2 separate regions of the Homo sapiens genome follow, and region 1 is linked to region 2. Evidence: read pairs that join two places in POLR2A ChIA-PET (ENCODE). Cell type or tissue: PC-3. All regions are shown on one strand. Each heading gives the region's core, and the rest is flanking DNA. Links, peaks and the distances in the headings are about the cores only.

Region 1 (9,361 bases), core at 1,522-6,521, 300 kb after region 2:
CCATGCCCAGTTAACTTTTTACATTTTTTACAGAGACAAGGATCTTACTATATTACCCAGGCTGGTCTCAAACTCCTGACCTTCAAGTCATCCTCCTGCCTCTGCCTCCAGAGTAGCTGGGATTACAGATATGAGCCGCTACACCTGGTATGATTATGATTGTCACATGTTATAAATTATATTATTTAGAGGGAGCTTCTCAGAGGACCTAGACAACTCTCAAAAGGCTTGTCCCCAAAACAATGGTAAGAAATTAATTGGTAGCTCTCCCCGCAGCCAGAGCCTGCTCTGAGTTCTAGCCCAGAGAGGGAGAAGAAACAGAAACATGGCCCTTGCCAGGACGTGGCCACCAAATCCTGCCTGCTCGGCCCAATCTCTCCAGCTCTGTGGCTCACTTGCCACGGAGCCCAGTGTCCTGGCTGGCTGCTCGCTCCTGGAGCGCTGTTCCGAGCTCCCAGGCAGTCAGGGACTAAGGAGTTGGCTTCATGAAAGGTAGCCCAGCGTTTATTTACCTGGCCCCTTTTGGTTTTGTCCCTTTACCTCTCTATGTCTCCCAGCCCCTTGCCAAAGGGTCCCATCCACCAACCCCCTGGTGGAGCCTCACTTCGTCTGGATGGCTGGAGGGGCCTGAAGCCAAGGAGAACATGGAGAAACAGGCGAGTGCCCCCACACAGCAGGTAATGGCTTGCCCTTAAAGTCCCCAAGAGAACTGCTCCCATCTTCCCCACAGTGAAGCACTGACAGTCTAAATCTGGCCAGTGTTAATGATTTGTCTGTCACCTGACAGCATAGTTACCAAGTCCTGACTACCCACGGCCATAAGGAGAGTACAGACCCTTGCGATCCACCAAACTCCCAAACACGCAGCTGCTTTTCAGCCCAAACCCAGCCCCACCTGAAGCAGGCATGCAGACATTCGCTGACCACCTCAGCCTCCGCACAGCCAGTTCCAGGCAGTGGACTCCAGCCTGCAGACCTGGGCAGTCACTCAGGTAGCTAAGAAATCCCCCGGACAAAACACTAGGTGGGGGCGTGGCAAGTGGGCAGTTGAGGGAACGTGGGTGATGCGGTCAGGGTCCACTTACCATTTGTTGTCACAGAACTTGTAGCGATGGTCATCGGCAGGGACAATGTCAATCAGCAGGATATACTTGGTCTTGGGGTTCATGCCTGTGACTTTTACCTTGTAGCTGGGGAACATCCTCCTGGGGGAGCCGAGGGGTGAGGCGGAGCGTGTGGACAGAGCACCAGGAGAGATGGAACAGAGTGAGCAAGGGGGCAGAAGGCCGCTAACAGATGCTGCCCTTTTGGCCAGCGATCCTGGCATTGGTCACAGCTGTGTGACCTGCACAACTCACTTCCCCCTCTGCCCGAGCTGCACAGTGAAAAGGTGGCACTGGCTGCTGTCTCTGAGCCCCTGCAGCTATCAGTCTGTGTCTAGGAGGAGAGTTTACACCATTTCCCAAATTCACTTATCCCCTCCCCCATAATCCCCTAAGACTTGGGGCTAGTGCCCATGAGCAGCTGAAGCACAGAGACCCCAGTCAGGATTGTGGGAGCAGATTCTGACGCCAACCTTGCTGCCTTAATTTCCCTCCTGTCCTTTGCCAGCCCACACACAAGTGAAGTTCTGGGGTGCAGTTATAGGGGGACGGAAACCCCCGTCAGCTGCTTCCATAAATAATGAGCTGCCTCCTCTGGGTCATGCCTCTGTGGAAATCCTTAGGCCTAAAACCAGCTTGCAGGAAAACAGGAGACTGCTGTCCAAAACCCTGCTAGGTTTGGGTTCTTCCAGTGTGTCTATCGGGGGTACTTCTCCCTGTGAACACCTCACCTGGACCTGTGCACCCTGAGTATCAGGGGAAAGTCGGTCCAGGAGCCTCATGGATAAGAGAGGGCATGGATTCTGAAACCACCTGCCATGGTCACAGCCTGGACCCCACTGATAAGCCTTAGGCAACTTGCTTGAACCTCTCTGTGCCTTGGTTTCCTTATCTCTAAAATGAGGATAACATTACCACCTATCTCATAGATTGCTGCGTGAATTACCACGGACCCCTGCTGCACTCCTCCCTCAGCAAAGTAAATGGAGAAGTGGTATGACCTACTTCTGTGAAAATGGATTCACCAAAACCCAGAAAGTTTGTCATTTCCTGCAGCCCATGCTGAGGCTGTCAAGGGCCCTGAGGTTCGAGGCACATTCTAGAGGGGGCTTCCGCACACCCCTCAGCACATACGCACACACAACAGCACAGCGCATACACAAACGCTCTGGGCACAGCTCCCTCCCCTAGTCACTAGGTCCCTGACTTCACCAGAGGGAAGAACGGAACTTCCCACGATCCTCCTCAGACTCCATCCCCCACCCCAGCTGATCTTCCACAAAGGTGTTCCCCAAGAGAAACAGGATCCAAACCTAGCTGAAGACACAGTGAAGACACTAAGCCCCACTGAGCTGTGCCACTGCCCGGCTGGTCCACTCTGGGACAACCATCAGGTGGTTCTCTGCCTCTCACTAACCCAAGACAGTACGGGACCCTGGAGAAGCTGTCCAAGATGCCACAAACAGCTGATCAGAGGCCCCTATTTTGTCACCAGGGGCACCAGCTTACCTGGACAGAACAGGGCTTCCAGAAAGGATCAAGGCCTCTATAAGCTGGCGGGCCCTAAGCCCAGGCGAGGACCCCGACCGAGGTGGAGGGTTCACTTCCTTGCCAGCCCACGCCCCACCCAGCCCCGCCTGTGCCCCTCTCTTGCTGGAGGAGAGGCCTGTGCAAGCACTGCAGGGCGGGGACGTGGGGATGTGGGGTGTGTGTGCCCAGGCGCATGTGAGCGGTGTGCAAGTGCGCATGTGTGGATGTGTGCGTGCCTGGAGGGAGGAGGGAAGTTCTAGCTGCAAGTCTAGGGACTTATAAACCTTGTGGAAGAATTTGTCTCAGATGTCAATTGAAAGCATTTTCAAATACCCACCCCACCCCCTCTCCAGGAATGGGGGAAGTGAGGGGCTCAGGAACCCAACCCTGCCTCCTGCTTACCAGCCCCCCTATGGGGCCTGGGGGCGCAGCTGGATCTTGCACCACCCTTTCCCGGCCCTGCCTCTCTCCTGGTGGGCCAACAGCTGAAGCAGGGAGGGCAGCAGCTGCCTCACCTCCCCCTTCCCTGGGGTAAGGCCAAGAATCCCGCCCCCTGCAGGCCACCATTTTGTAACTGCCACAGAAACAGCCACAAAATGGGGCAGCCCTGGCCATACTTGGGCTGGCCTGGCACCGGGGGCCTGCACTCAGCTTGTTTCCTGTCATCATTCCAGGTGGCAACAGCAGAGGGCAGCCATGGCTTCCCTCCAGGGCCAGTGTCCACATAGGGGGCCAGGAGCGAAGGGCTCACTGCCACTTTGGCACGCGTCATAGCCTAGGCTGAGAGGAGGCTAAGGGGCCCTGGCCTTCCCCTCTCCTTCTCCCTGCTGGGCTTCATTTCCACAGCCCAGGGGGCCAGGCTGACACTAACTAAGTGCTTTCTGGAAGGCCTTTGAGGAGCCTGTTCTCTGCAGCCCCAGCTGGTGTCTTGGGACCTGGCCCCTGCTGGAAGCTGATCGTAGGCCAGATTCCTGACTGATAAGGAGATGTGGGCGTCGGCACAGGGAAGGGGAGTACCTCCCAGCCTCGCCTCCCCTGCCCACCAATTCCCCTCTACCTAAGGCAGCAGCGCTCAGAAGCCGAGGGACAGGGACGTAGGATGTCTGGTCTGAATGGGGAGTTCAAAAGCCCTCTGCTGTGGCCTGAACTGCCTCAGGGAGTTCCATTGCCTTCAATGCAACAGATGTCTAGGTCTTGGCAGGGTCTAGTTGGGGGACTGCTTCTGAGCCATGCAGAACCCACTCTGGGGTGGGGTGGGGGGCCCTAAGCACTACCGTTTCCCTGCCTAGGTGGCTCCAGAAGGAGGAAGGGTCCACCCAGCGTTGGGAAAGGGCTGCCTGTGAAAGTGAGGCCCCCTCTGTCCCCTCCATTGGCTTCCTGCCCAGGTCGAGGGGAGAATTCAAGGCCCCTTGGGCATCTGCCCTTGGGTTCTTGAAGGGACTAAAGTTGGTGCCTAGACGCCTGACTTGGGGGTGTTCCCCAGCGTGGCATGCCTCAGGCGACAGAGGCCAGGCTGGGTTTGGGAGCTGTGACTTCCTGTGAGCTCTGCCTCTCTCATGAAAGGTTTGAAATGATGGAGTGAGATGTAAATTGTTTCTGTGATTTATGACATAGAATGTACCTGAAAACCAACACCCTACGGTGGAAAGCAACGCCTCCCTGTTTGTGTGTTGGGGTGGGGGAGGTGACCAAGAAGGAAGACACTGTGTGTGCCGCCTGTGTCCACGCAGGCCCTGCCACCAGCGCTGGCGGTGAAGCCCGCCTGTCCCGGGCACTCTGCGCTCTACCTCTGGGTCCGCCCCAGCCAGCCCCCTCCTTGCGCGCTCCCCCTCTCCCCTCCCTGCACCCTCTCCCTATGCCCCCTACCCTCTCCCTGCTCCCACCCCGTCCTCCTGTCCCTCCCTCTTCCCAGCCCCTCGGCACGCTTTCCACGTGCCCCGCACCTTCTCTCCGCGCCCCAAGCGCCCTCTCCATGCTCCCCCAGTTCCCCTCGCGCCGTCGGGCTCCCGCGCCCCCAGACAGATGGGGGCTCCCCCGCCCTCCCCACGGCACACGCGGAAACGGCTCCGCCAGGGGAATAAACAAGCCGCCTGCTCGCCGGCCCGGGAGGAGATGAAAGCCCGGGGCTTCTCCTCTGATCATGAAACAGGCTCTGAAAGGGTGCGGAGCTGGAGCCTTTATCTATTCATACTCGGAAATGGCTTTAGAATGAACTGCTAAGATAAGCTTCCTCGGACGTTTCTCGGTGTTGGAGGCGCGCGGGGCGCGGGGCAAGGGTTTGGGGCTTTTTTAATTCTGGCAACAAACCCGTAACTGCGAACTCACTGCTGAGGGAACACGCAAGTTCTAGCTGCGCTGCGAGAGCCGCGGGAGCTCCCCGGCCAAAGCGGTGGCCAAATTCAAGGCGCTTACTCTCAGCCCCTTTCCTGGGGAAAGGGACAGAGACTAGGGGATACCCCTAGATTCTCTCCACCTGGAGGGTCCCCCAAGCCCCAACCCCGCTGCAGCCCCGACTTTCTCGGAGGTCCCTGGGGACTCCAGGAACAGCTACACGGACCCTCCCTTAATGTAGGGGAACACCAGCCAGAAGGGGTCAGAAGTCTAGAGAGCGGTTTCAAAGGTGGGGATGGCTCTGACTGGGCAGGCACACAAGAAGGATTCTGGGGCGGTGGTGGTGATGATCTATTTCTTTATCTGGATGAAGGTTACACGAGTGTGTTTATTTTGTGCAAGTCTGTAAAGCTGCACCCTTAAGACCTGTGGACTCTTCTGTAGGAATGTTCCACTTCAATACATTTAGGTTAAAAATTATATATGTGTGTACACATACACAGGCGCCTTGGAGCTCAGAGTCTGAAAAGAACCCTACAGCAGTGAAATGGCAGGGGTCCCCTTAAAACCCTTTGTTTCTCCAACCCTGATGTCCGTGGGGGCTTTTCAGGAGGAATCCTGGGTGTACGGGGAAGAGGCCAGGGCCCAGCATCCAAGGCTGGGGTTAGGAGTGGGGCTGCTGGTGCCACCTACACTGAGACCAAGCCTTCTGTAGCCAAGTGAGTTCTGATTTTGAAGATAATAAATCGATTTCCACGTTTCACACACATACATAGAGGCATACACACACAGTTTTCTAATTCACCCAAAGCATATTTAAGAAATCTTTTCCCTGAGGGAGGGGCAGGGGTGAGAGTGTGTGGAATGGATGTTGTTTTGGAAGATCGGTTGCTTCTCTTAGATTTTTTTTAAAGGCACTTCCTTCTGATAGACTTTTGCTTTCAGAAAATACTTTAAAAAGAGATCAAAGCACTCTCTCCCCAACCCACTTTCCCAGTGTCTTCAACCCTTACTTCTCTTATCATCCACGCCACTGGGCTCTGACGCTCTGTATACAGAGTGAGGGCAATTGGCTTTGAAGCCCCGGATTAAGCCGGGCCAAATCCTTGCCTCAGAATAACAAACAATACAGGTTCAACAGGAGTTCTCATCGGTAGTTCATTTTTCAAACGCAAATTCACTGTCACTAACACAAGCAACATTGAACTCAACAGGCTATGAAGGCTGATAGTGGAGATTTATCTGGTGGCAAAACCCTGACCTAGGAGTAGGGCAGTGAGACAGTTAGGCAATTTTCATTTTGGGGAGGTTTATATTTAAATTTTTTTGTGGAGCTCACTTTTATCTATGTTTGGGAGAAAATGCAGTTTCTCACATGTATCAAGCTTGGCAGGGATGTGGGGAGGCCAAGAGAGGGATCTGCTGTCTGCGGCTATCAGCACGAACCCTCTGGACACAGAGACCCAAGAGACTGAGACGGGCTGCGGAGGGCTGTGGCCCCCATTTCACACCTGACATGGAGGTCGCTGAGTATTCAGAAACTGGTGGCTCCCACTGTGGTTGGCATTTTATCCACCAGGCCAAATTGTTTGGCAGTTCAAAGTCACTATCCAGTGAAAGGGATTCTTCTCTCTGTCAACCTTCAAGACTCTCAAGGACCCAAAGGGCTAAGGTAGGAAGGAAACTTGTGATCTGAGAACTCAACCTGGCTTGAGAACATTCTGGCTCCCCTTTTCCAGGGCCTGCTCCTACCCAGCCAGATGGCAGTTATCGTGTCCCTAATCAGCCAGGGTCTCTAGGGCAGAGCCACAATCCACACTGAATAGGACCCCGTAAAAAAGCAATCAAGGGAACTTATCAAAGTAGGGGCTGTGTTCTGGGGGTGGGGTGTCTCATCTGTTTTCCTGTGTGGACCTGGTAACTGCCTAACTTCCCTTCTCTGGGGTTTGGTTTACGTTCTCTTGGTTCTCCTCCAGCTCTAGCCATCTAGGAAGCTATGATTCCAGGTTTAGCAGCAGGGCCCAGGCTGACAAATGGACGTGTACCAAGAAGGGTTCCAGTAGAGGCACACAGAATTTGGGGAGCAGGGAGAGGCACTGGACAGGATGTTGAAGAACCACAGCCTGAGTAACGTAGATCAGAGCAATACAGTGGTTGCTGAAGGAGGGGGGCAGCTATGAAGGAGGAAATGGGGTCTGTGAGGGGTGAGGGGTTGGGGGCATGAGACTAGTGATTTTCTTAAGAACCAGACCCAGTGCAAGGATAACTTTCTGCCAGAGAAGTGAAAGGCTGTGATGGATCCATAATTGGCCAACATCATCACAGCCATTTTAGAAATATTATCATAATTCCCTAAGGTCCATCTCTAAGCCTCAACTAGGATCAAGCACAAACATCTGCCTGAAGCTGGCCACCTATGGAAGTATGTGTATAAGTGTATGTGTTGGGAGAGGGAGGAGGAGGACCCATGCAGATGCAGGAAACACTACTGAGGAAAACAAACAAACAAAAATGCCCTTTGTTTAAAATGCCAAAGGCCAGACATGCCCAGAGAACATGCTGGCCAGTTATTTTCAAGAGACAAGGTTATTTCTGCTGCCTAAAAATGGCAGTTCTGAACCTTTCTCTTTCTTACCTTCTTTCCACACTAGCAGGCACAAGAAATAGCCCCATTCCCCTTCGCACTTGATCAAGTGGATTATCCATTTACCAACCATCATCCACGTGATTCCCTGGTTTGAGTTTCACAGTGATAGAAAAGGAAGGGACAGCAGATAGGTCTACGGTCACCATTTCCCTGACACCACTGAGCTACAAGGAGACTGTGACTTGCCCAAGTACACTCAGCCAGAAAGAGGCAGGGCCTGTGACACCTGGCTTCCACTGTCCTCAATGCCTGCTCCATGTCGCACCCTCTGCCAGCCCCTTCATGTGTCTTCCTTCCCTATCTCCATCCCCAAAATACAGCAAGCTCAAGCCCTAAACTAAACCTACTTTCTCTCCTGATAGAGGCCCTGAGTGGTGATGCCACCTCCCTGGCTAAGGCCTGAGGGTGGCCAAGTGCCCAGACCTCCACCCTCAACAAAAGAAAGGAAACTTTATAAGGCCTGCCAGGGAGCAGAGAGGAAGGACCACAGCACCCCATACGCTGCACACAGCAAACCAGCCGGCTTTTTGTTTCCTTTGAATAGTCTATCATTCACTAAGTGGTTCAGCAGAGCTGAGTTCTCTAAAAAGTAGAAGAAAATACTGAGTGGGACGCCAGACACTTCTCTAATTATTGCTAATATTATTCGCTAGCACTTCTTGTGTGCTTGCATGTGACAGGAACTTGGTGCTTTACATACAATGTATGAGGCAAGACCTGTTCTTTTACAGATGGAGTGGGGAGGGAGCAGAGACCATTAAGCACCTTGTCTGAGGTTGCACAGATGAAAGTAGCTGAGTTGGAACTGCAGCCCTCACCCACCGTGGTCTGACTCCAAATTCCTGGCACTTGAGCCTTCATCATCTTATTCCTTCAAAATCCCAATTATGAGACACATCCAGGCAAAGGGACATTTTCACACCTAATCTGTCCTCAGGGACAGAAATCAAGTGTGTGTATGTGCAGGGGATAGAGTGGGTGGGGAGGGAGTTCCTGAACCTGAACTTGCCAGCGTCTCTGTCTACAGCAATCCACCTTCACCTGATAACCGTTCTCCTCCACACTCCTGCCCCCACCCCACCAGCCCCAGCGAATCTCTCACTCACCCCCACCCCCGCCGTGAGTCTTCCTCCTCTCATCCTCTCCTCCCTGTTCTCTCCCACAGACACCAGCGCATTTTAAAGATGTTTCCACTTTATAAATCATCCTTTTCTGGCAGCCACCGAGAGCCGCTCCCCCAACAACACACACGGAGCCCAACGTAGTGCTTTCCCGTTGGCCAGAGATGGGGATGGAAACAGAAGAGCGGCGCCCCTGGGATGAAAAACTTGGGGTTCGAGTCACTCACGAAAATGTATGAAAACTGAACAGCATAGTCTATTTCCCTCTCCCCATCTGCTGAGAGGCATCTCTGGGTCTCCAATCAATGCATTCCTGAGAAACCTCCTCAGGTCCTCAAAGAGAGGAGGGCAAAGCAGCCCCCCAGGGGGCCAAAAGTGCTGGAGCTGGGACTTTTGAGCGTCGCGATCCCTGTTTGGATTCATTTGCATAGCGCTGCCCCTCCCCTCGGTCTTTCCCGCAAGGCCCGCGCGGCTGCGGTGGCCCCCTGCGGGCTTTGGCGGCCCAGTCCCAAGCTGCGAAGGGAGGTGGCACTGACGCCCGAGGAGGCAGAGAGGCCTCCCACAGGCCACCAGGCCGGGGCCGAGAGGACTTCTAAGGGACCTCCCTGGCCCCCCTTGCTCCCCACCGC
Region 2 (10,848 bases), core at 2,544-7,543:
GCCTCCCGAGTAGCTGGGATTACAGGTGTCCGCCAACATGTCTGGCTAATTTTTGTGTATTTTTAGTAGAGACAGGGTTTCACCATGTTGGCCAGGCTGGTCTTGAACTCCTGACCTCAGGTGATCTGCCTGCCTCGGCCTCCCAAAGTGCTGGGATCACAGGCGTGAACCACCACGCCCAGCCTAAATTTAACTTTTTGAAGAACCACCAAACTGTTTTTTTTATAGTCAATGCATAATTTAGATTCCCATCAGCAGTGCACAAGGATTCCAATTTTTCCACATTTTTGCCAATACTTGTTATTTTATGTTTTTTTTGATAATAGCCTTTCAAATGGGTATAAAGTGTAGTATCTCCTTGTGGTTTTGATTTGCAGTTCCCTGATGACTAGTGATGTTAAGTATATTTTCATGTGCTTATTAGTAATTCAGACATCTTCTTTAGAGAAATGCCTATTCAAATTCTTTGCGCATTTTTGCATTGAGTCATTTTTAGTATATTCACAAAGTTGTGTAATCATCACCACTGTCTAATTCCAGAATATTTTTCTGACCCCAAAAAGAAACTCCTAACTCATTAACAGTCACTGCCTACTCTTACCTGCTATTCCCTAGTATCCACTAATCTGCTATTTCTATAGATTTGCCTTTTCTGAACATTTCATCTAAATTGAATCATACAATATGTGACTTTTTGTGTCTGGCTTTTTCACATAGTGTAATGTTTCCATGTTCAGCATTATAGGATGAATTAATACTTTATTCCTTTTTATGGCTGAATAACATTCCTTTTACTTTCAACCTATTTGTGTCTAAATTTAAAGTGTGTCTCTTATAGACAGCATATAGTTGGAGCATTTGAAAAATTCATTCTGCTTATCTCTGCCTTTTAACTTGAGTGTTTACTCCATTTACGTTTAATGTAATTAGTGCTAAGGTAGTGTTTACAAATGCCACTTTGCTGTTTGTTTTCTGTATATCTGGTGCCTTTTCCCCCTCTATTTCTCTATCATTGCCTTTTGAATCTAATAGATAGATATTTTCTAGTGTGCCATTTAAATTTTTCTAATGTGTCACTTTAATTCCCTTGGCTTTTCTTTTACTGTGTATTTTTTAGTTATTTTCTTAGTGGTTGTCCTAGGAATTATATTTAACATCTTATGTAGTTTGGATTAATACTAATTTAATTTTCAATAGAATGCAGAAGCTTTAATCCTATGTAGCTGTTTTTTTAATCCTACCTTCTTTGTGTCATTATTATAAAAATTACATCTTTACACATTGTATGTCTCTCAACACAGATTTACAATTATTACCTTTTGCAACTGACTTTCAAATCAGATAAAAAAAATTAAAAACAGAATACATTTTATATTGTCTTTTGTATCTATGTTAAAACACATTTTATACTGTCTTTTATAACTACCTTGTAGTTATCTTGACCAGTGCTCTTTAATTAATTCTTAATGTGGACTTGAGTTACTCTCCAATGTCCCTAAAAACTTATTCTTAAATAGAATCTGAGCCTTGCAGCTGTCTCTCTCTGTTGTAATCCTCTGCTGTTATACTGGAGCCCTGTTGATGTGGTGGTAAGGTATGGGGAACAGGAAGCATCTTCTAATCCTATGATTATGTCTCAGTCTTTTAGCATGACTGTGTCCCTTGCCTGTGACCTTCACAAGTGTTTCTGAGCTCTTCATTCATATCATAAGATTAGATGGCAGGGAGCTGCAGTTTAGGAAATGATCCCTTCCCTCATGTTGGATAAGGATCTGGTAAAATCTTCCTTACTGGCAGACTGGCCATTGTTTTAGAGAATGCGTTGAACGTATTTCAAAATGGTTGTTTTTTTCCCTCCTCCTGCCCGAAACAGTAGGGTTTTTCTTGGCTCTTTACTGTGGGAACCTGGTGGGATTTTTAGAGGTAATGTCTTAAAAATTGTGGGCCCCCTGGCAAGACTGCAGCCCCTAGGAGTTTCTCACTTATAAACTAGTTCACATTTTATCTCCAGCAATTCATCAATATTATCTTTTAACTATTTCTGTCAATTTATGTTTTAGTGGCCGCTGTCCCAGTAAGCATATCTTGATTCTCTGTATTTACCTGTCTCTCCAGATTTCAGGGTGGCAGTTTGCCTTGTGACCTCAGTTCTCAGATGGATCCCAGAAAAGTAATTGATTTTTAGTTTGTTTAACTTTTTTCTGTTGTAAAACAGGTGTGATGACTTCCAGTTCTTTACATATTGGAGCTGAAATCAGAAGTCCAATAAAATTGGCAAAAATAAATTTGCTACTGAGTTTCAGAATCTAGTCATAAGAGCAAACTAGCACATTATTATAATCTTTTGTCAGTACCGTTGTCAATTCTCACATAGTACAGTGACTACAGTTATTAAATGTATTAATATTATGCCATCTAGTTTTCATTTCAGAGGGGTTTGATACTGACCATGCAGAAGACAGAAAGCCTACATTAGAATTCATTTCAGGGGGACATGAGGAACCAGGATTGAAATATAATTAGATGGGTTGTATTAGTTCTATGTTGCTGCATAACAAATTACCACAAAATTAGCACCGTAAAACAGTACACATTTATCATCTTACTCTTTCTGTGGGTCAGGAGTCTGGGCATGGCTTATCTGGGTTTTTCTTCTCAGTGTATTACAAGGCTCCCAGCAGAGTCAACTGGGGTTGTGGTCTCACTAAAGGCTTGACTGGGGAAAGATTAGCTTCCAGGGTCCCTCAGTTTGTTTGCAGAATTTATCCCTTGTAGTCGTAGGACTGAGTGAGATACCCAGTCTTTTGCGGGCTGTTGGCTAAGGATGACTCTTAGGTCTTAAAGGTTGCATTCAGGTCCTAGTCATATCGCCCTCTCAACAACGTGGCAGCTTATTACTACTACTACTTTTTTTTTTCCTTCTTCAAAGCCAACAAAGGTGTCTCTTCTGTAGGGGTGCATTGTATCTTTTAAGGACTTTTACCTGATTAAGTCAGGTCCACCCAAGATAATCTCCCTTTTGATTAACTCAGAATCAATTGAGGTAGACCTTAATTACGTTCATAAAATCCCCTCATCTTTACTACATAATATAATCTAATCATGGAAGTAAAGTCTTATTTTTATCTCACAACGGGGAGAAGTTTATGCAGGTTGTATATAGGGAGTAGGAATCTTAGGGGCTATCATAAACTTTTTATCACAGGGGTTAATTTATCAGGGTAAGAAAAAGGTTAGGAAGAACCATTAGAATAAAGATTTGTGACTATGGCATATGAAAATATTAATAGAAGTGAAATGATATTTATGAAATTTAGGTAGCAAAGGCATCACAACTGCACATAATAATCTTTCCATAAATGCTTGATGAATAAACACACGAATGGATGGAGACTAACTCTTATTGTTCCAAGTCTTTCTTACTGCCTTTGAAGTTAGAGGTATTTTAGAACTGCAAACTAAAATTCCTGTGATTTCCCGTAGAGCAATACAGCCTAATTCCATATACTAATACTTATTTTGTATTGAGAAAGAACTTTAAATATCTTTAGTTGAATTTCTTTAAAATACCAAAATATTTATATTGAGAGCCTTGCTTATATTATATTTAAGATCTTCCTGAGAAATCTCATAACTTTACTTCACATTTATTTTTATTTACTTAATCCATTGAAGAAATCATTATTGAGTACATACTTTGTGCGGAGGACTGCACTAAGTCCTGTTAAAGATTCAAAAATAAACAAGTTACTGTCTCTTCAAGAAGATTTCAGTTTGGGTTGTGGTATAAAATAAGTGTACACATCCTTGCATTATTTGACAAAATTTGTAATCATTAGAGAGATTAAGAAGAATGATAATGGAATTAAGAGTAGGAAGAGATCACATGTGATTGAATGAAGCAGAGGAGTTTCCTAGAGGAGGTGGTTGATATTTCAGTGGGTATTAAAGAAAGGTGGATAGATTTCTACTGGTAGATGTGGGAGTGAGGAATATAATATTCTGGACCAAGGAGACATGTATTAGCAAAGGCACAGAAAATATTTTCATAATCACAGAGTTTAGCTTGGCATGTGTGAAAATGTAATGTAAAGACTGGTTGCAGAGTTTCATAAAAGAAACATAGGATAAGGGCCAGGTGCGGTGACTCACACCTGTAATCCCAGCACTTTGGGAGGCCAAGGTGGGTGGATTGCCTGAGCTCAGGAGTTTGACATCAGGTTGGGCAACATGGTGAAACCTCATCTCTACTAAAAATCAAAAAGAAAGAAAGAAACATATGGTAGAAGTCTAGGCCCAGTGCAGAAGCCTATAATCCCAGCAATTTGGGAGGCTGAGATAGGAGGATCACTTGAGGCCAGATGTTCAAGACCAGCCTGGGTAACATAGAGAGACCCAGTGTTTAAAAAAACAAAACAAAAAATATCAGCCAGGTGTGGTGTTGTGAGTCCCAGCTACTTAGGAGGCTGAGATGGGAGGATCGCTTGAGCCCAGAAGTTTGAGGCTGCAGTGAGCTGTGATCACACCACTGCACTCCAGCTTGGCCAATAGCAAGACCCTATCTCTAAAAAAGAAAAATATATGTCTAAAGTTTTTCAAACCATACATTTTAGTGGTCATTTCTTCCCCCTTATATTTAATGGCCAGTTTTCTTCCTGTACTAGATAATTGGAATGGGTGATTTACTCAAAACTTTACTCTTTCACTGAGTAAAAACTAATATTCTTTTGATGTAAACTGCAGCATTTGTTTAAGGGTAAGAGTGAGAACGTTGTTCATCTAGTTTTTTTCCCCACATTCTTTCAGACCAATAGTTTATGGTAACTAGGAGGAATGCCATTCTTCCACTAAGATAAATTTGATTTTGACTCTGTTGTTATTTAAGTAGTAGCAGCATTGCTTTAGAACTCTCTGAAATTCATTTTTATGGGTAGAAGAGTTTCTAAACTCTTTATATGGACAGAGAAGTTTCTGTCCATATAAAGAGAATAGAAACTTTTCTATTAAATCATTTTGAAAAGAGACTCTCTGGTGCCAAAGTAACAAGTTGGATCTTTTTATTCATACAATACAGACTTCGACTTAAAAAAAAATACATCTTTATGAGTAATATGTATAAACCATTTTCCCTGAGGGCATATTTTACATTCATCACTGAATGTCAGATGAGGAATAAAATGCAAACATTCCTGTTCACTCTCTAGCTGTAGTTTTTTAAAGTATTGTTCAGCACTAAATTTGTATGTTAAGAAATTTGCAGTGCTACTAGTTTGTTTTGGTTCTCATTTTTAAAGCTGTACCGCACTTAACCTAAAGGAGAAACTAAATTGCTACATTAAAAAGTGTTTTTTTTCCCCTCGTGTAGAAGGCTGAAATTTCTATAGATATAAATTTGCTTTAAGTGATCAACTGAGCCTTTTGAAGAAATATTTTTTTCTACAGTGTTAAATAGAAAGAATCATTATGCCATTGAGGCTTTGGGATGTGGTAGAGAGGTTGTATATCTCTCAGGTTAGATGTAGTTCTTGAGAACTTCTGCTCTTGGTTATTAAACAAAAAGTATTCCTTTGTTTGTTCCTTTGTTTATTCATTTGACAAACATTTACTGGGCACATACTACATTCTGAGTAGACAATTCATATGGCTAAGGTCATACATTTAATTAGTGAAAGCATTTGCCTTAGAACTCCTGATTTTCTAGTTCAATGCTATCCTCGTAATAGTATTCTACTGTTTGAAATATAGTTGATCTGATAAATATTAATTTGACCTATTATTTTTATTTAGAACAATATGCACTTATATAAAAATACCTACATATTGGTATACCTATATTTATGTTTGCTTTTCACATTTGTTTTTGATTATGAGCTAAACTGTTAGGAAGATAGATATAAGAGCTACTCTGAAAGAGGATGTTAAAAAGCTGCTTTAACAATTGAATGAAAATAGTAGGGCAGTTGGAAAGTAACAATTTAATAACCAAGTTGTTTTTTGCTCTGTGTGTGTGTGTGTGTGTGTGTGTGTGTGTGCATGAATATAGTCATTTATGTACTTTCTATAAATAACATGAATATATTTGTATCACATCTGGTTTCAAAAAAGCTTTATAAAAATATATTGATTAGGCTGGGCATGCTGGCTCATGCCTGTAATCCCAGCACTTTGGGAGGCCAAGGAGGGTGGATCACCTGAGGTCAGGAGTTCAAGACCAGCCTGGCCAACATGGTGAAACTCCGTCTGTACTAAAAATTCAAAATTAACCGGACATGGTGGCACATGCCTGTAATCCCTGCTAATTGGGAGGCTGAGGCAGGAGAATTGCTTGAATCCAGGAGGCGGAGGTTGCAGTGAGCCAAGATCACGCCATGCACTCCAGCCTGGGCAATAAGAGTGAAACTCTGTCTCAAAAAAAAAAAAAAAAAAAAAAAAAAAAAATATATATATATATATATATATATATATATATATATATATATATAATATATACACACACACACACACACATACATATGTATGTGTATATGTGTATGTGTGTGTTTATGTATGTATATGTATTATAATTTTTAAGTGAAAAATCTAGGGAGAATAAAGGCAGAGAAGTTAAGATTAAACTAGAGTCAAGGATGTCCAGGTAACTTAGTTTGAGAAGGCAGTGTCTTGGTCAATTTTTTGATGCTATAACAGAATACCACAGACTGGACAGAAAGAAAATAAATTTATTTCTCACAATTCTGGAGACTAAGAAGTCCAAGTATCAAGTTGCCAGCATCTAGTAAGGGCCTTCTTGCTCCATCATCTCGAGGTGAAAGGTGAAAGGGCAAGTGACACAGAAAGAAAAAGCTCCTTTATTTTTTAAAGGCATTAAACCCATCCATGAGGACAGAACCTTTCTGGCCTAATGGTCTCTTAAATGCTGCACCTGTTAATACTGTTACAATGACAATTACATTTTAACATGACTTTGGGAGGGGACATTCAAACCATAGCAGGCAGGGATCAAGTAGCAAATTTAGAAGCTGAATTCATCCTAACTCCCTGTGCTCCCCCCACCCCCTTAGTTCTAAACTATTTTTCATGGATGTAAGGATAAATATAGGAAGCACTTTTGGGAAATGACAGACAAATTAGTTAAATATAACTTATGATTAATTTACTGTACATTTTACATATTAAAGCAATTTTTGAGCTTGATATGGACTAGAAAAACTTGGAGGTTCTAGTTGTTTCATCTTGGTTACAATCTTTAATATCTACCCAGTTAATCTTCATAATAGCAACCAATTGATTTTCCTTTTTGGCTGACAGTTTCATATTGGCACCTTTTGAATTTAGATGATTTGTGTGGTGTCAGGAGGGACGTTAACTTGATGCAGTGGTAGTCTCCAAATATACTTATCCCAGAGGTCATGGGACAAAAAAGTGACACCACATTGGGATGCTTGAATCATATAGTTTAGTAAAGATAGTTAAAACACACAGTGGGAGGCAAGGGGAGAGAGTTGAGGGTAGGTTAACATGTGAATACAATGTAAGTGGGTGGAAGGACCACACTACCTAAATCCTGGGCTGTGCAATGTTTATGTCTTGTCTTTCTCTTTTCCACATCAGCTCTCCTTTGCTGATGGTGTGCTTACAGAGACTAGAAATGAGGTTTATGCAAGGGGACCCAACAGATGCACAATTGACACACTTTATTAGAGTAAGGCCAGCGCAAATGCACTTGGCCACAGCTGTAGTCCATCAGTTTGCCTGCTGAGCTACAATGTATTTTATTTGCCTTTCTTGGGCAGAGGATACATGGAGCCAGAATGGGTGTCACCAATGGGTGGCTGAATAAGATTTTATGGATATTGGGTAGTATTTTATATGCCTCAGATATATTTAATGTATCTTGGATATTTGATACCTCATGTATATGTAGTGTATCTTGAATATCTAGTGTCTTTCCATCCTTTTTCATCTATGTTCATAGAGAAATGCTGTACTTACTTTATCTCTTTAATATGGCTTACACAGGTTTCTAACTTCTAGCTACGATTTTAACATTTTAAGAGTTTCACCCATCTATTTGGGTTCTTGTATTTTATATATTCTCAAATATACAGCAGATGCAAATTATAGAAGCGAACTCTCCCAATCTCTAGCCTTCGATTTTAAGATATCTAGTTAACTCAAGGGTTATTGCATTTTTGAAAAGTCTTTCAAAAGATACATCAGTCTCTACAGGACATGGTGAATGAATGGTTAGAGCTCATATCAGTGCGTTGGTTGTTTGCCTTTGTACAAAGTACTATTTCTGAGGAGTTTTTAGAAATAAGATTCACCTTGCTTGCCTAGTGTAGATAATGTTAGCTTGAAGTCATGCTAACATGAGAGATCATAAAGGAAAAAAGTCATCAAGGAAAAGATTCTACAGATAGCAGCTCAATGTAGAGAATACCATAGGTCACATGGTATTTTTTATACCAGTTTTAGGTTCACAGCAAAATTGAGTGGACAGTATAGACAGCTCTCATATACCCCTTTACCCGACACATGCACAACCTTCCCCACATTCCCATACCAGCTGCCCTGTGTCTGGACTTCTGACCTACAGAGACTGTGAGATAATAAATGGGTATTTCTTTTCATGCTACAACATGGATGAATCTGGAGGACATTAGACTAAGTGAAATAAGCTCGTCATAAAAACGGCAAATACACTATTACACTTATATGAGGTACTTAGAGTAGTCAAATTCAGAGATAGAAAGTAGAAGGGTGGTTGCCCCAGACTCTGGTAACTACCATTTTACTGTCACTTCTTTGAGTTCAGTTGTTTTAGATGCCACGTAAAGTAAGGGCATGAGACATTTATCTTTCTGTGCCTGGCTTATTTCACTTAGCATAATGTTCTCCAATTCCAGCCAAATGAACAATGCTACAGTGAACGAGGGAGTGTAGATATTTCTTCTGCAAACTGACTTCAAATTTTAGGGGTAAATACTCAGAAGTGAGATTGCTAGATCATAAGGTAATTCTGTTTTGAGTGTTTTGAGTAATGTCCATTCAGTTTTTTATAATGGCTGTACTAATTTACATTCTTACCAACAGTGTCCAAGGCTTCCCTTTTCTCCACATCCTCACCAACACTTTGTTATCTTTCATCTTTTTGACAGTAGCCATTGTTACAGGCATAAGGTAATGTTTCATCATGGTTTTAATTTGTATTTCCCTAATGATTAGTGATTTTGAGCATTTTTTCATGTATCTGTTGGTCATTTGTTGTCTTCTTTTAGAAATGTCTATTCAAATCCCTTGCCCATTTTTAAATTGAGTTATTTGTGTTCTTGCTAATGAGTTGTTTGAGTTTCTTATATATTTTGGACATTAACTCCTTATTGGATATATAGCTTGTAAATATTTTCTCCCAATCTGTAGGTTGCCACTTTGTTTATTGTTTTCTCTTTGTTGTAATTGCATTGGCCTATTTTTGCTTTTGTTGCCTGTGCTTTTGGGATCAAATCCAAAAAATCATTGCCTAAACCAATGTTATGTAGTTTTCCCCCCTCTGTTTTCTTCTAGTAGTTTTACAGTTTCAGTTCTTGGGTTTAAATCTTTAATTCATTTTGAGTTTTTTTTTAAATATTGTGAGATAAGGGTCCATTTTCATTCTTCTGCATGTGGATATCTAATTTTCTTAGCACCATTTTTAGAGAGTCTTTTTTTCCCATTGTGTATACTTGGCACCTTTGTTGAAAATCAGTTGAGCACATACATGGGTTTCTTTCTGTGCTCTTTGTTTCGTTGGTCACTGTGGCTGTTTTTTATGCCAATACCATGCTGTTTTAATTACTATAGCTTTGCAGTGTGGTTTGGAATCAGGTCGTGTGATGCCTCCATTTTTGTTCTTTTTACTCATGACTGCCATGGCTATTCAAAGCTTCTTGTGGCTCTATATGAAATTTAGGATTCTTTTTTCTATTTCTATGAAAAATGACATTGGAATTTTGATAGAGATTACATTGAATCAATATGTCACTTTGGGTAATATGAACATTTTAACAATATTCTTCCAGTCTATGAGCAAAGAATATCATGCTATTTACTTGTATCTTCTACAATTTCTCTCATCAACATTTTATAGATTTCAGCGTACAAGCCTTTCTTCACCTTGGTTAAATTTCTTTCTTTCTTTCTCTCTCTTTTTGGTAGCTATTGTAAAAGGAGTTCTCTTAATTTCTTTTTTGGATAGTCTGTTATTAGTATATAGAAATGCTACTGATTTTTTGTGTGTTGATTTTGTATCCTGCAAGTTTACTGTATTTATTCATTTATTAGTTCTAACAGTTTTTTGTTGTAGTCTTTAGGGGTTTCTATATATAAGATTATGTCTTCAGCAAACAGGGGCAGTTTCACTTTTTTCTTTTCTATTTGGATGCTTTTTATTTCTTTCTCTTTCTAAATTTTTCTGGCAAGGACTTCAGTACTGTGTTAAGTGGACATAGTGAAAGTGGGCATCCTTGTCTTGTTCCAGATCTTAGAGGTAAGGCTTTCAATTTTTTCACCATTGAATATAATGTTAAGTGTGGTCTTATCATATTTGGCCTTTATTGGCCAAATATGCAGTACATTTCTTCTATACCTAATTTAGTAAAAGTTTTTCTCAGGAAAGGATGTTGAATTTTGTCAAATGATTTTTCTACATCTAATGAGATGATCATATGGTTTTTGTCCTTCATTCTATTAATGTGCTGTATACATTTATTGATTTACATATGTTGAACTATCTTTCCATCCAGTGATAAATCCCATTTGATCATGTTGAATTGTTCTTTTAATGTGTTGTTGAATTTGGTTTGCTAG

Evidence for each region. Peaks named below come from ENCODE experiments on the same cell type or tissue, not always from the same donor. Only the 100,000 strongest peaks of a DNase experiment are listed, where the experiment ranks them.
Region 1: POLR2A ChIA-PET joins it to region 2 with 10 read pairs; 1 of 35 experiments calls an interaction of 5 or more read pairs at or near these places.

The regions. Positions count from the first base shown.
Region 1 is chr17:61,457,663-61,467,023 of GRCh38, reverse strand. It overlaps TBX4 (T-box transcription factor 4), which reads right to left. Exons shown (of 9, transcript NM_001321120.2): 4 at 1,086-1,205. It overlaps LOC124904042 (a long non-coding RNA gene), which reads left to right and starts at 6,182. Exons shown (of 2, transcript XR_007065872.1): 1 at 6,182-6,636; 2 at 8,777-9,361. RefSeq lists enhancers at 2,582-3,243, 3,907-4,569. In PC-3, for the core only: a CTCF peak has its summit at 3,222 (motif pointing left); no DNase peak of the experiment used is centred there; H3K4me3 peaks cover 857 bases.
Region 2 is chr17:61,761,014-61,771,861 of GRCh38, reverse strand. The region is part of intron 14 of BRIP1 (BRCA1 interacting DNA helicase 1); the gene reads left to right. Among named protein-coding and RNA genes, the nearest start is that of BRIP1, 97 kb to the left of the region's middle. In PC-3, for the core only: no CTCF peak of the experiment used is centred there; a DNase peak (open chromatin) is centred at 5,151; H3K27ac peaks cover 412 bases.